2 separate regions of the Homo sapiens genome follow, and region 1 is linked to region 2. Evidence: read pairs that join two places in POLR2A ChIA-PET (ENCODE). Cell type or tissue: GM12878. All regions are shown on one strand.

Evidence for each region. Peaks named below come from ENCODE experiments on the same cell type or tissue, not always from the same donor. Only the 100,000 strongest peaks of a DNase experiment are listed, where the experiment ranks them.
Region 1: POLR2A ChIA-PET joins it to region 2 with 5 read pairs; 2 of 35 experiments call an interaction of 5 or more read pairs at or near these places.

What each region holds. Positions count from the first base shown.
Region 1 is chr21:14,558,254-14,560,753 of GRCh38, reverse strand. It overlaps a transcript of SAMSN1 not described here. Among named protein-coding and RNA genes, the nearest start is that of SAMSN1, 13 kb to the right of the region's middle. In GM12878, no CTCF peak of the experiment used is centred here; a DNase peak (open chromatin) is centred at 1,408; H3K4me3 peaks cover 37 bases.
Region 2 is chr21:14,452,160-14,454,659 of GRCh38, reverse strand. No RefSeq gene overlaps it. Among named protein-coding and RNA genes, the nearest start is that of HSPA13, 70 kb to the right of the region's middle. RefSeq lists cis regulatory regions at 1-423, 2,379-2,500. In GM12878, no CTCF peak of the experiment used is centred here; DNase peaks (open chromatin) are centred at 419, 1,119 and 1,579; H3K4me3 peaks cover 254 bases; H3K27ac peaks cover 2,500 bases.

The DNA of each region.
Region 1 (2,500 bases), 110 kb before region 2:
AGCAAGAGAGGGACACAGTTAGATTTGTGGTTAGATAAAAGGCACTGACTAAAATGTGGAGCATGAAGTAGAGATGGGAAATAGAGAGATATACCTTTCTTCCAGTTTTCAAAATTTCTAAAGCTTGTTGATTACTAAACTTCCTCAGAGTTTTCTTGTCTATGAAACAGACAAACAGAATGCAGAAAAGATCACCCCTCTTCTCTCTCAGTTTGGTCCAAAATGTTATATTAGAGCTCTCCTGTCTGCATAATGTTACCTGAACAAAGAAAGAGACATGTTTTGAAGTTTAATCTTTGCTCTAAGATTAAACTATATACTAAATTCTTCCTAAAGTTAGCTTGGCCTACACTCAGGAATGATCAAGGACAGCTTGGAGGTCAGAAGCAAGATGGAGTCAGCTATGTCAGATTTCTTGCTGCCATAATCTTGCAAAGATGGTTTCAGTACCAAACAATTTCATGTCTCTAATATCATATACTCTGCCCATTGCTAGAATATGCCCCCCATTTTTCTTGTCCACCTGACAAATTCCTGTTTCACTAAATGTTTTCTCAAGAATTACCTTTTTAGTAAAACATTTCCTAACTTCTCCAGGCAAATTAACAATTTACCCTCTATGCTTTCACTGCTTATTACACCTCAGATTGATACAGAACATGTTACATTGGATTCTCACTCTCTGTTGATCTGCCTGTCTTCCCACTGAACTGTAAAGTCTTGGAAGGCACAGTTCATACCTTTCCGTCTTTGGACACCTGACAGAGTCCCAGGCCCATAATAGATATTTGGTAAATAATTGTTAAACAAATAAGATGAGACCACCTCCTTCCAAATCTTGCAGCATAACAAGAATGCTGGGAAGAGCCCAGAAACAATATATTATGCCTGTGGGGAATTCAAATCCCATTCATTCTTATCTCTGTCTGCCTAAAAGAGGGATTTTGAGGCCAGGCTTGGTGGCTTACACCTGTAATCCCAGCACTTTGAGAAGCAGAAATGGGAGGATAAATTGAGGCCCGGAGTTCAAGACCAGTCTGGGCAACATAGGGATAACCTTGTCTCTGCAGAAAAGAAAAAAAAAAAATTAGACAGGCATGGTGGCCAACACCTGTAGTCCTAGCAATACAGGAGGACTAGAAGGATCTCTGGAGCCCATGAGTTCAATGCTGCAGTGAGCCATGATCATGCTATTGAATTCCAGCCTGGGTGACTGAGAGAGCCCCACTCTCTGGAAAAAGAAGAGAGACAGAAAGAGACAGATTCTCCCAAGGGACCTTCACTAGTCAAGACATTAGTCAGTCATAGAAAAGACTCTTAAGCTTATTAGGGTTTTCCAAGGTGGTGATCAAAGCTGTGCTGGTTTAAAGACCAGCAACAAACTTCTGTAGTTTCCCCATTGCTGCCTTGGTAAGGTGATACTACTGAGTGGATTCTGCTCACCTACTGGTTGTCAGAAGAGATGACCTTTGCTGTCTGAAATAAAGAAGCTGCCTTTGCATGAACCACATGACATACTGATTGCACCATAAACTAGAAAAACAAAAGCCCATGTTTTTCCCCTATATATTTATTATCTTGTAAAGAAAGTTTCTTTTCTTTTTCAAAGGAGAAGTGTTACTTTTCTAACACACTATCTGCACAAACAGGAGTTGGCAAATTCAAGTCAAGCTCTAATATTCAGAGAATTATAGGGCCAGGATTTTAGTGGAGATGGGACCGACATAATTTCTTTCAATGGGTGAGGAGATATTTCATTTCAATGAATGCTTTGCAGGAAAACTCGTGGGTTCAGAATTAGAAGTCCTGGAATCAGGAGCTGAGTCGGTAGAAAAGGAAATTCAAATAGTTTTTCATATGCGTAAAAATCAGAATAAGTACTTCACAGGAAAGCTGTTAGAATAAAATAATTTATCTTAAAAGATGTTGAAGCCATGGGACAGAATGTTATAAAGATCAATAATAGATCATTATCATCATTAGGAAGGTATTTTGACATATCTTATGAATTTCTCCATACAGGAGAAAGTTTTGGTTGTTGTTGTTGTTGTTGTTTTTGTTTTTGTTTTAATTGAGATGGAGTCTCACTCTGTCACCCAGGCTGGCATGCAGTGATGAGATGTCGGCTCACTGCAACCTCCATCTCTTGGGTTGAGACAATTCTCCTGCTTCAGCCTCCCGAGTAGCTGGGACTACAGGCATGCATCACCACGGCCGGCTAATTTTTTTGTATTTTTAGTAAAGATGGTGTTTCCCCATGTTGCCCAGGCTGCTCTGGAACTCCTGAGCTCATGTGGATCTACCTGCCTCAGCCTCCCAAAGTGATTGGATTACAGGCGTGAGCCACTGCGCCCAGCTGAAAGTGTTTTTTTTTTAAATAGTTCGTAGCATGCGTGTTTCCAAATTTTTGCTGGATTTTTTTCTCATGTTGTCTAATTCAACATTTGTTCTACCTGCCATAATCCTTTTGAGTTTTGAGGGGTACGGATTCTGCAATTTT
Region 2 (2,500 bases):
ACTTGTTTGACATGAGCTGAGACAATAAAATCCTCTCCTGCTGAATTTAGAACTGAGAGGGAAACGCCCTTGGTTTAGTATGCTCCGTTTTCCTAAAATAAGATAGAGATCTCAAGGCCTGTGAAGTGGCTATCTTCCCCATGGTGTTGACTGAGTGATAAAAACCAGCTTGAGAAGAAAACAGATGTACAGGGAGATAATGTCCGGGGTCCTTATAACTTCCCATTTCCTTGTCCTGTGTGTGAAGCACCCCTTTTATGTGTAAACTAAAAGTTTCTTTTCATGCTTAGAGCCAGAGAGTTCTGACTGTTAAGACTATGCTTATCAACTGGGACACAAAAGGCAGCTTAATTCTTTCCTTTGTACCTAAAAATATACAGTCCTTAGGTAGTTAAGAGGGAAAGGCCTCAACCAGAATCTCTCTTTTGCCGGCACAGTGATATTTATTTGACAGCCATACAGGTTTTAGAATAGGCCTCTGGCCCTTCTTTAAAAGGCACAGAAAACTGTGTCCAGGAAGCACTGTGGAATTAATAGAAGAATGAGCCTCCTGAACTGAATGATTTCACCATAGTGTCTTCTGCCTCACTACTGTCGCATACTCATAGCACAAGGTTTTAAAGGACGTAAGAAAAAACACACCCTCTCTCTCTAACGTTTATTTTTTATTAGAGGAGACTGACATTAATCATCTGTTTCCCCATCTCTAGAAACCTCTGGAACCCTTTTGCTGAAGTGTCAGCTCAGGTTTATAATATCCCACTCTCCTGGAAGACAGAAGGAAAGTCAAATGCATTATACCACCAAGAGGGCATAAGCTAATAAAGAAAAATGATTAATCAATATTTGCGAGCAATACATTGAAACAAAGAGAGTTTGCATTAGCTCCAGAGTGTAAACCACTTTGTTGAGAGAGCACTTCTGAATCCACTCCGTCATTCTGGATTTAGCAAATGTGAGCTTTTCTTCTTTCCTAGTTAATAGCCAAAATAATTAACACAGAGTTTACATGCACTGGGAAATTGCTGTGTTGAGAAAAAAAGAGAAATTGTACAAACCCTGTGGCCAAGCAGGTTGCTGCCAGAAATAGAAGTGTGAACATCAGTCTGATGGGAAACGCTGCTGTGTAAAGGTGACTGAAACTCTGACATCAGCTCAACATGTTCCACATCCACACCCTATGCAAGGTTCTCAGATTGTCTCATCAGAAGTGAGGACAACAGGGCCAGCTTTTGGTTAAAAATCTCAGATGAAAGAAATGAGTTTCTCACACTAGCATTAAGGAATACATTAAAACAAAAATGATTTAAAGTTTTTTTTTTGACACTGTCCATTTTCAACTCATACCAAAGCTATTAATATTTTAAGCTTGTTATACCTTGGTTTGTCTTTTAGAATGGAAAGGAGCCCGTAAGATCACATAGCAACTTATGCTTGTTTTAAAATGGCAGAGGAAGAGGACCGTCAGAAAGGTTAAGTGCCTAGTCCAGCATCAGCAGCTGATGAAGAGCAGAAGAGTATGAAAGCCAGGCCTCCTGGCTCCTCATTAGTGTTCCTTCCACCACACTGTGCTTCACATAAAGTCTGTAAGAGTCTCAGTATGAGAATGGGAATAATGTCACACATGAGAAGACCGGTGGTCTCCAAGGAATATCAACTTCCCACTTGTGAGAGGGCAATTTTTCTCTCCCCGAGAGAGAATCACAGCCTTCTTTTTGAAAGCTATTTAAAAGGTGCAAATGTGTGAACTTCTAACAAACTGCTAAGGCAAGTGTATTGCCTAAGCAGTAAAACGTAATGTCACGAGGAAAATCAGGTGATTTCATGTGCAAATTTTACCCTCTGGAATCTAAATATCTTGATCATCCTTAAAGGAAAAAAAAAAAAAAAAAAATCGGGCTTCTTGTCACCGCAATTGAACTGCAACTCCATTACTGGATCAATACTCCTGCTAGCAAATATCCCTCTGGAGTAGCCTTGTTACACAAATTAAAACAGTTTTGAGAGGGGGGAGTAGTAATTCTGGGAAACTTAGGGAAAATGATCTCAAAACAGAATTTGTTTAATAGACAAAACCGGGGCTGCGTGGGCGGGGGTGTGGTTGAAGAGGGTGGAATGGGTTACATTCTAACGAACTTTTTAATAAAAGAAAGATGTAGACATTGTAGCTTCCCAGAGGATAAAATGATCAAATGGATCTTTTTCCAAATAAATACTATTATGCTACACTTTCATGGTCAATAGTGCTACATTTGTAGGTGCCCCTCGTCTCAAAAACCAATTTGGCTTATCTGCTTTCTCCTTCTTACATACGTCTCAAAAGCTGTAACAGATTCAGGGAAATAGATGACCTAGTCACAAATGCTCACTTCTCTAGGGACTTGCCTTTAAATTGACCTTGAGCTTCACAAACCAAAAAGAGCATTTGTGTACCTCAGGACAGTATTAAATCTGAAAAAAAATTAAATAAAAAATGAGGGATAGGAGCAGATGGTCAAAG